Regions from separate parts of the Homo sapiens genome. Here region 2 is linked to region 1. The links are chromatin contacts, found by Hi-C or POLR2A ChIA-PET in ENCODE. All regions are on one chromosome and are shown on one strand. Each heading gives the region's core, a stretch centred on a gene start or an enhancer-like site at or near the end of the contact. The rest is flanking DNA. Distances are from core to core; before and after follow the strand shown.

Region 1 (5,491 bases), core at 30-2,529:
GCGTGAGCCACCACGCCCAGCCTGACACACTCCTTTTGATGAAGGCGAAGCTGTTTGTCCAAGTGTTTGTTTGTTTGTTTGGTTGGTTGGTTGGTTTCTTTTTAGAGTTAAGGTACTGAGGTTAGAGCAAAAGACTCAGCTTTACTCAGCTGAAAAGGGGATAGGGATGATGTAGGAATTAAAAGGATACCAAAGCTACTTCTATTTTGTCAACGTATAACTAGGTTTAAAGGGCTTAGAGCACAGAAACCTAGTGACTAGGTTTCAATTTGAAGAGAAAAATTATTTAGAATGAAATGCAGTCAGCCACTGCATTGAACGATTGACAGTCCACTGAGGGAGACCTCCATCTTTTAACAGAAGACCTAGGAAGTGATACAAAATTTAAAAAAAGTTCCCATCTTTAGAGGAGCTTATCAATTGTCTGGGAACTGCCCATGAAATCGTCACAAAAATTTTCAAAGCAGTAAACCATAAAAAACAAGTGCATATGGCTTAATTAAACTTGGTAACGAATCACAGCCAGTATTTGTCAAATGTCAGGTACTGTATGATGTGCTTTACATACATTTCATCCCCGTTTCACGGGTGAACAAATTGATGCTCCAAGGGGCTTATGTACCTTGCCCAAGGTTACACATATGCTGGCTACAAATTCTACTCTCTCCCTCTCTCTACTATCACTCACTACCCATAAAAAATGTACTATCATTACTAAAAATGAAGGTAGTATAGTGGTGTGGAAAGTTACAAAATATTGTTAAATGACAAAAATCATACAAGTTGTATACATCACAACCATGAAAAGTTTATATGCAGGTAGGAGAGACTTGGAAGGAAACAGAGAAGTTCAAGAAGTTGTGTTAGGGTGGTAGGATTATGGAGGACACTTAGAAAGTTCTTTTATCTTGTTGCAAAATTAGGTAAAGTGTATTTAAATTAGATAGAAAGGTGTTGAAATCCATCAGGGAAGACTTCCTGGATAAAGGCACTTTTCATCACCGTTTCAGAAGGAAGGAGGGTTTCATGCTGGCCTTGAGGAGAAAGAAGTCATCAGAGCAGTGACAAGACAGTTAATTCAGCATTTCAAAGTATGCACAATAGTCACCTCCTTATTCTCAGTTTCAGTTACCCAGGATCAACTGCAGTGTGAAAATAGTAAATGGAAAATGTATAAACAATTCATAAGTTTTAAATTGCACGCCATTCTGAGTAGTGTGATGAAATCTTGTGTCATCCCATTCCACCCCTCCCAGGAAATGAATCATCCCTTTGTCCAGTACGCTGGTGCTGTACGGTACGTATGTACAGGAAAAAGCATAGCATATATAGGGTTCGGTACTAACTGCAGTTTCGGGCATCCACTGGGGGCCTTGGAACATATCTTCATGGTACCAGAGAAATTCATGTTAAACAAGTCTGCCATAACACAAAGATAGTTGTCAGGAAGGGTAAGCTGAGATGTCTGAATTTTACAAGTTAGAAAATGAGGAGTAACATGATGAAAGGATGTGAGAAAGTTTATTCTAACTGCTGTGTGGAGGATGGTTGAGAGGAAAGAGAGAACAGAACAGGGAGACCACAAGAAGACAGTGAAATGACAATGAGAAAGACATTTGGATGTGGTGTGAGCTGAGCATTGGAGCACAGCTATCTCAACTACCCCACAAATAGTCTCAGATAAATGCACCCACTGCTCAAAATTCCCACCCCCCACCTCCTTTTTTTTTTCTTCTTCTTTTTTTTTTTTCGAGATAGAGCCTCACACTGTCACCCGGGCTGGAGTGCAATGGTGCGATCTCGGCTCACCGCAACCTCTGCCTCCTGGGTTCAAGCGATTCTCCTGCCTCAGCCTCCCAAGTAACTGGGATTACAGGCACACACCACAACACCCGGCTAATTTTGTGTATTTTTAGTAGAGATGGGTTTTCACTATGTTGGCCAGACTGGTCTCGAACTCCTGACCTCGTGATCTGCCCAGCTTGGGCTCCCTAAGTGCTGGGATTACAGGCGTGAGCCACCGTACCCGGCCAAAATTCCCCTTCTTTAAAGTGAGGGTAGGGAACCTACAACCTTGGTAATCCCATGAGACTGTTACCACATTACACCAAGGTTGTCATAGGCATAAAGCTCTACAGGTACACAAATAATATGAAGAGAGAATACTCAAAGTATTTAAGTGTTGCCTTCCCTCTGCTCTTGAGGAACCCAGGAAGATTTTGAATGAGTCTTATATGAGTGGGTATGCATGCCACACCTATTAAACAGACAAACAATATAGTTAAAGTGAAATGCTCTGACTTGCATTTCATCAGTCATCAGCAGATAGAGCAGAGCTATAAGTTTGTCTACCTAGGATGGTGGGCAAATTGTTAAGAGGTAAATATATAAAAAACAGCTGCTATTTTAGAACCACACAACATAAGGGCTTTGCACATTCCCTTTTGTGTGACTTCAGACCATGGAATAAGCACATACTTTAGGAAGACGTGCTCTTGTTCTAATTATGGAAATGACTGAACTGATCAAATTACTGGCAGCATATCCTGCGTTACACCAAAGAAACAATTCCAACAAAGGGCTTTGATTTGATGATTGAAAATTGCCAGCCATTTCTGTGGGACTTTGAAGAAACGGAAAGCTCAACTGATGAGAAAAGCATAAACAAGGGCAGTGGAAGGTCGTTTAGCCTTTATTACCACTGTGGTGGTGGTTGTTTTAGCTTTAGTTACCACTGCCTAATTCAAAGAAAAATAACTATTAAGAAAAGGAGTTATATTAAGTCTCTGTAAACTTTGAAGAGAAATCCTGATTTTTTTTCTGATGATTCTTCTTATAGTTGGATGTTCAATTTGTATCATATTTACTAGATTTTAAAACAAGTACTTTTCCCAATTAAAAAGATTGAGAAAGAGGGACAAGGGAAAAAAAATGGCCTAATGCTGATTCTGATTGGCTCATTTCCTGTGTCCCATTTCCTGCAAATAACAACAAAAGATTCACTCTTTGCCTAGATTGGAGAATGAGAGGCAACTTGCCTGTGGGTGTTTGGTTGAGGGAGGTGGTTAGTAAAGCAACAACAGAAGGCAACCCCTCAATCATTCTTGAAGGAGAAATGCTTGGTATTTTTTCAAGGAAATAGAATCAGACTTCTGGGAGTGCCTAGGGGCATGAAATAGAGAATTCAGTAGCCCAATAAATATAGTACACATTCTTGTCATTTCATGTTCTAGACAAGGTAATTAAAATATGCATAAGATTTTCTGCTCCCCAGTTATTTTTACTTCCAGGTAGATTGAACAGTCAGCTGATTCACCTTCTTGGGCAATGCCCATTCATTCTTGACACTCTCCTATTCCCCATCCTGTCCATAATCCCTCCTCACACACAAGCACATGCCAATAGGTGAGATAGCAAAAGTAATAATATGTCCATTTAGCACTAGTATGCCTTTAGAGATGTTGAATTTTCTGTGGCAGATCTACAAACTATCCAGTTTTTCCCAAAGGGGTAGCTTCTGTCAAGTGCAGAAGGACACCAAGAAGTCACATCTCTGAATATCTTTTTCTTTTTGCCCTTTCTGGCTGGCCTATATGACAAAGAATGATGAAATATTCATAAATTACATTTCTATTTGCCCGTACTTTACTGAGAAACCTGTACTGACTTGCATAAAAATGGCATACTGGTTAACCCTCATCAGTTAGTTTGTATATTCCTGCCTTCTCAGGCCAGCCTTCTTCATCTCTCTGCTGACAGAAATTTCATTCCTTCCCTGCCCTACTCTCAAAATGTGTTCTCAAGATAGAACCCAAAAGACTGATTCTTCTTCAGGGAAGAAATAATTAATGAAGCTTTAAGTGGGTTCTTCTTTAGTATAAAGTGCTTCATTTTGAAAGGGGAGGAATGAATTTATAATTGTAGAATTTCAGATTTAAAAAAAAAATTAAAAAGCTGAATTTGGTGGAAAGGTCCTCTTGGTGCCTCTGAAATCATGCCCTCCTTACCCAAGAGGTCACATTCCTTCTGGAGTTGACGCAGGTGCCAAATACCCCAAGAACTGACAGCAGTTCATCACTTGTATTTCATTTGCATCTGCTCCACTGATACTTACTTACTGGTTGTGTGGGCGTGTGTTTATTTGCTGTGAGTTCAGCAGTTAGAGGAAGCTTATGTGGTTAATGTGCTTAGCCATGAGATGAGATGTAAGCTGCCTGTCCACCTCTATGGAGCCCTGAGCTTCCTTGCCTGTGGCTTCAGACACTGGGTCCCTTTCTCTGTTGGCATTCCCACTAAAGCTAGAAACTCTGACCTGAAGAACCCTGCTCCTTTATATCTCCTTTATCAGCAACTACTCTGGAGGGGGCAGGAGAGAAACACCATGAGGTCAACAGGATGCTTGTAAAGGGTACCTTCTAGGCTCCCTCTTCCACCTCCCACCCTGCCAATTCCTCCAGATAAGAAGGAAGCACTGCTGCTCCCATGCATTTTCATGCAAGCAAAACCCAAAATAGTTGGATAGTAGAACACATAATACTATGTGATCACCATCTCCTCCTTTCCCTCTCCAAACCTTCTCTTCCTGTGGTGCTCAACACAGGAAGAGCCTGTGTGTGTCACAGTAATTGTTGACATGGGCTTGGGAGCCTACCTGGGTACAAATCTCAACACCACCACTTACTCCATCTGAGACACTAGGCAGACTTCCTAATTGCTCTGAGCTTCACCTTCTTCATCTATAAAATGGAGAAAATAACTATTTTGCAGATTGATATGAGGATGAAATAAAATAATGCATGCAAAGCACTTAGCAGTACGCCAGGTACATAATGAGCACTCAATAAATGGTACCTATTATTAATGGAGCCACCATATATCTAGTTACTCAAAATTGTCACCTACCTTAGACATCATTCCTCCTTTTTTTCCCCATAGTCAATCTGATCTTAAGTCCAGTGAATTCTACCACCTAAACACAGCTGAACTCATTTCCTCCTCTCTCTCACTGCCTTAATAGCTCAGGCCCATATATTTCCCTCCCTGAACTACCATTATAACCTTTAAACTCTACTGGTATATCCAACCTCTTCCTATTCCACTATTCTGCACATTTCCCAAATGTGAATTTTCAAAAATAGAAATGTGCTCCTGACACTCAGTTAAGATCTCTCGATGTGGTTCCAAGATGGCTGAATAGGAACAGCTCCAGTCTACAGCTCCCAGCATGAGCGACGCAGAAGACGGGTGATTTCTGCATTTCCAACTGAAGTACCAGGTTCATCTCACTGGGCCTTGTCAGACAGTGGGTGCAGCCCACCGAGTGTGAGCCGAAGCACAGCAAGGCATCACCTCACCTGGGAAGCGCAAGGGGTCAGGGACTTCCCTGTCCCAGCCAAAGGAAGCTGTGACAGACGGCACCTGGAAAATTGGGTCACTCCCACCCTAGTACTGCGCTTTTCCAATGGTCTTAGCAAATGACACACCAGGAGAT
Region 2 (5,511 bases), core at 1,970-4,469, 80 kb before region 1:
TATTTAACTAAATATTTACAAGATCTATTTGAGAAAAACTATAAAACTCTGATGAAAGAAATCAAAGAATTAAATGAGTGGAGAGACATTCTATGTTCATGGATAGGGAAACTCAATATTGTCGAGATGTAAGAATCTAAAGATCAACATAGGTCTATTGATTGATTTAACAAGCCATCAATCAACCCATCTGAAAAGGCTATATACTGTTAGATTTCAACTATATGACATTTTATAAAAGGCAAAACAATGGAGATAGTAATATAATCAATGGTTAGGGAGGAGGGAGGCATGAAAAGGCAGAGCACAGAGGATTTTTAGGACAGTAAAACTACTCATTGTGATACTATAATGACAAATACATGTCATTATACATTTGCCCAAACCTATAAAATGTACACTACCAAGAGTGAACCCTAATGTAAACTATGAGCTTTGGGTGATAATAATGTATATTTATCAATTGTAACAAATGTACCCTGTGGATGGATGCAGAGAGGATGTTGATAATAGAGGAAACTGCATATGTGGGGACAGTGAGTATATGAGAAATCTCTGTATCTTCCACTCAACCTAACTAAAACTACTCTAAAACTAGTCTATCTTTTAAGAAAGTATCTTAGAGTGATACACAATAATTTCTAACATCACTATCAAATTAGTAAAAAGAAGCACCAACACTGGATGTTTGCATTAAAAAAATTAAGTGAAGCTTAGAGAATACATTTAAGCCTTAAGGTGAAGTGCAGAAAGAGTTAATGGGAAAGACTGGTGTCTGGTAGTGCCCCATCTTTTGTTGTTGTTGTTGTTGTTGTTGTTGTTTCTTACTCACTCTACCTCCATGAAGAGCACCTAAAGACATATTTAGTAGCCAAGACTAGTCAATAATAAGTTTCTATACTTGCTTGTTTTAAATTAGAAACAAATTGGTACATAGAAAAGCTAATATTGATATAAAGACTTTGTTACATAAATATGAGCAATGTCCACAAGCCTGAGATGGTAAAGTATGACCCATAACTTCTCTTCTTCCAGATGATCCCTGGAGCCTTTTCTGAAGAATGCACACTTATCCTTGCCTCCACCTCAGTCCGAGAGTAGGGTTCACCACCTTTCTTGACACAATGTCCACCATTCAGGTGCTTTTCAGCCTGCAGTAGTTTGGTCTTCTAACTCTACTGGGAATTGATTCAAGGCAGAAATGTGCTGCTGAGTGTCTTCCTGGTGATATGGATGAAAACAACAAGTTTTGTGGGGATTTATAGTTATCCTCTAAACCATTTCTTCTGTAAACTACATCACTCCTTTGTGGGGAATGGCCAGAAACAATCTCAGTCCCAACTTTTATGGGAAAAAGAATTTCCTGAGTTACTTCTGAAGTGATCTCACTCACATATTATGTAGGAAAAGCTTTTACTAAGCTTTACATAGCAAAAATGTTGGTCATAAAAAACATGCTTACCACAGACAAACCTCACTTCTAAAAAGCAACACCAACATTTCAGCTTCAACCCTGATGACCTCTATATCTCACATCCCTTCACTTATACTTTCTTTGCACTGTATGGCCAATGCCTCCCCAGCCCTAAATACAAAGCTTTCTTAATCACTTTCACACCTACCTGACTCTCATTCTGAGAGATGGCAGAAGCCCAGTATTTCTAGGCTTATTGTAATGCTAGCAACGTTTATTGTAATGACAACCAGTTTCAATAAGCTACCAGTTGACATGTCAATTCCTCTGAAAACACTAATTTTGACACTTGGAATGATTTAAGGAGAGCACAAGAGAATGGAGGAAATGAACCCATCTTGAAGCCTGGCCATTGTGACAGCCTCTCACTATGTGACAGTCATTTCACACAGAGTGAGTTCTAAGGTATAACACATCTTCTTTTTTTGTTTTTTTTTTTTTTTTTTGAGATGGAGTTTCACTTTTGTTGCCCAGGCTGGAGTGTAATGACACAATCTCAGCTCACTGCAACCTCCACCTCTCGGTTCAAGCGATTCTCCTGCCTCAGCCTCCCAAGTAGCTGGGATTACAGGCATGCACCACCACACTTGGCTAAATTTTTGTATTTTTAGTAGAGACGGGGTTTCTCCATGTTGGTCAGGCTGGTCTCGAACTCCTGACCTCAGGTGATCCACCCACCTCGGCCTCCCAAAGTGCTGGGATTACAGGCATGAGCCACCATGCCCGGCCTGGTATAACACATCTTCCAAGACAAGACATCTGTGGGAGTCACTAGACAGCCTCTGGTGGGAACAAGAAGTATTTCAAGAACCAGCTTCATCATAATTGTCCTTCAGTGACTCTGCACAGAGCCAAAATATCACCTTTCTTTACTCCAGAATAGATGGCCCCTCCTCCAGTCACTCCTGTCAAAACTCTGTACTCCACACCCTTCCCTAGGATTCCTCCAAATCCTCACAATCAGATAAAAGCACTGCCTTTGCTCAACCTCCATAGCATTATGTATCTATTGGATATTTTAAATATTCAATTTGCATTACAAATGTGTAATTGTTTAATCTCTTTATTAACTGGTAAAAAGGCAAGAACATTTTTTTAACCACCCCAGGACCTAGTGCTATACCTTGACCTAGTAGGAACTCGGTATTTGCCACTACTAAATACAGATGGTCTGCCACCATCACCAGTATGTTGCTAAGATTAATATTTATTTTTATTATCCTAATATATTTGAAAGCTTCAAAAAGAGACAGTGTAATAAATCCCAATACAAAAATTTGCTAGGATTCAATTAGAGCTTTTATGCTTTTTTTTTTTTTTTTTAAAAAAAGATTACTTAGTCCAAAAATCTAGGATCTAAGGATTTTTTTATGTAAGTCATTGGATGTAAGCAGAAATATGTAATATGATAAAGCAACATTTAAATTATTAATAACAATTAACCATAGTAGAACAGAGTGCTTTTCTTTTTCTGCCACTGAAATGTACATTCTGTCCCTTTAGAGGATGGTTATGTAACATGCCATTGAAATCCTACCTGCCCCATCTCAAAACTGGTAGGGTGCCTGCTTGCCAACTCCAAATGTCTTACATTTCTTCTTCTATTTCATCCTAAGAATTACCCAGTCATTTTCATCAGGCTTCCATTCCAGGACTCCTCCTGTAGCCCAATGTTGCAAACAGGTGCAGTCAGCAAGGGTGCCAAGTGACAGGAGCCAATCCTGGAAATCAGAGTTAGAGAATCTCTCTCTCTCGCTCTCTCTCTCTCACACACACACACACACACATATGTACACACACACATGATACCCAAGCTAACCACAGTTATCAGAATCACTGAGTTGTGAAAATAGTTCATTTTGCAATCACTATGTTAATTAGTTAATCATTGCAAAGATTAGCGATGGTGACAACCTTTGGTTTGTGCTCCTTTAAACTAGTTAACTATGGAATGGAAAATCAAAATCACAGCTGAAAATGTCAGAGAGAGTTGCCTGTTTTCTTCACAAACACAGAGCCATAGACACTTCAACAACAAATGATTCCAGTGGGGCAATAGAGAAATGAAAGGCAGGATCACACGAGATTGGCTTCTGAGGTACCCACCTCTCCCATGGGGGCCTTAACTCTGATTTCTTATTCAGTGGGCCTGGGGATTTGGTTCAATCTCTTAGTTACACGGATGAGGTTATACAGATGAGAAGAGATCCATGCAGCACACACATCCTGGGAGCCTACAGAGCCAGTGCTTCTGAAACAGTGAGGAAATCAGGGGTTGCTCAGCAGACAGTTTGGGAGGAAGCAGGAAGCCAGGAACACTGAGTCTTATTCATTTTCTTTAATGCAAGGTAGTAGAGCACATAACAGGGCAGGAGTTCTCCAAGTGTGGACCCCAGACAGGACCAGCAGCATCAGCATCACCCTCAAATGTGTTAGAAGAGCAAATTCTTGGATCCTACTCTGGATCTATTGAATCACAAATTCTGGAGTTGGAATGCAGAAATCTATGTTTAAACAAACTCTTCAGATGTTTTTGATGCATTCCAATGTTTGAGAACCCTGCAACAGGAGATAGTCAGTAATCATTTGTATTGCCTTTTGAGAAAGCTCAACTTGCTTCTAGATATGGGTGGACCTAGATCTGGAAACTCACTGAAGACCTCACTGCCAATAGACTGTGAAGGTCATAGTGAGAATTTGAGAATTCCTATCTCTTTCCTATCCAGAGTAACTGATCAGTTCTCACAGTTTCCAGGAATGGACATCCCGCTGAGTTCCCTCCATTAGGACCTGCTGTGGGACAAAGTTGCCTACATCATTATCATCATCACCATCACCACCAGCATCATCATCATCACTGCCAACATTTACACAGTGGTTGCTATTTGCCAAGCACAATTATTAGAACTTTATAAATATTTATCCACTTAATCTTCACACACACACACACACATCATGAGGTTGTACTATATTTGTATTCTCCCCATTATACAGATGAGGGGACTGAAACAAAGAAAGATTAAGTGATCCTTCAATAATTTCACCACCCCTAAGGGTCAGAACAGGGTTTTGAACCCAAGTAAACTGCCTCCTGAACTCTATTCATGAACTCTGCACAAGAAAGGCAACCTAGATAGTGGTTGAGACCTCCTGATTTGGAGCCAGGATATCTGGATTTTAGTCTGGCGGCAGCACTTACTATTATCGGTCATCTATTAATTGTCTGGCCTCTAGTCTCACCCTTTCCTAAAAATCCATCTTCCAAATGCTAAAATAATTATCTCTCATATGCAAATATGTTCTTGCCATTATCCTTCTTAAAATTTTTCCATTACTCATGTTCCCTGTAAGATAAAATCTAAACATACTTTGCCATTAAAAAGGAGTAACTGCCCACTCATCCTGCTTCATCTTCTACCATTCTTTCCCACATGCTAAGCCTCAGCCATCCCAAACACCTCACTATTCCTTGAATAAGCCAGCCCATAATTCCTAGAAGGAAATTTCCTATCATCCAAAGTTTCTCTCACTTGGAAAATTCCTAGTTACTTTTAGTTTTGGCTAACCACTGCTTTCTCTGGGGAAGCCTTCCCTGGGTGCCCCCTATACAGGCATACAGCATTCTTTTCTTTCTGCTTTCATTAGTCATATCTCCTTCATCACAGTGGCCCTGATATTGCATTGGAATTACCTGCCTATCTCTCCTGCACCTATGAGTCTTCGAGAGCAGAAACTGTCATTTCATCTTCATCATAGCCCCAGTGCATATCGTAAGTGCAAATAAATATTGGTTAAATGAATGAATGAAGTTAATAAGACCAGTGCACCCTCTCACTGCAGGGAAGGCAAAAGACAAGGTTAAAGGATAACTAGAGAGACAAATGAAGTAGTAATGAAGTGATACTAGTTGGTGTGAGATAATGCTCCAGGAATCCAATGTAGAAACAATGAAGCAGTCTTAAGCACATGGTTGAACTTGATATGCTTCATTTCCTCACATGACATCACTCAGATAGCTTCAATTGGGCATCCAATCT

The links. Hi-C counts contacts between places; a loop is a spot of excess contacts on that map. ChIA-PET counts read pairs that join two places held with the same protein, here RNA polymerase II (POLR2A). Pooled maps may share reads with other maps.
Region 2: a pooled map shows a loop between it and region 1 (2.8-fold over the local background). The contact joins two enhancer-like sites. A Hi-C loop is called at or near these places in 4 of 50 pooled maps. POLR2A ChIA-PET finds 5 or more read pairs at or near these places in 3 of 52 experiments (CD4-positive, alpha-beta T cell, CD8-positive, alpha-beta T cell and activated T-cell).

The regions. Positions count from the first base shown.
Region 1 is chr12:46,545,744-46,551,234 of GRCh38, reverse strand. All of the region lies in intron 3 of SLC38A4-AS1 (SLC38A4 antisense RNA 1), which reads right to left. Among named protein-coding and RNA genes, the nearest start is that of SLC38A4-AS1, 160 kb to the right of the region's middle. RefSeq lists an enhancer at 1,121-1,270. Within about 2 kb of position 1,279, at least 7 of the 41 ENCODE cell types and tissues checked have a DNase peak (open chromatin) inside an H3K27ac peak, as active enhancers do.
Region 2 is chr12:46,627,744-46,633,254 of GRCh38, reverse strand. All of the region lies in intron 3 of SLC38A4-AS1 (SLC38A4 antisense RNA 1), which reads right to left. Among named protein-coding and RNA genes, the nearest start is that of SLC38A4, 200 kb to the left of the region's middle. Within about 2 kb of position 3,219, at least 3 of the 41 ENCODE cell types and tissues checked have a DNase peak (open chromatin) inside an H3K27ac peak, as active enhancers do.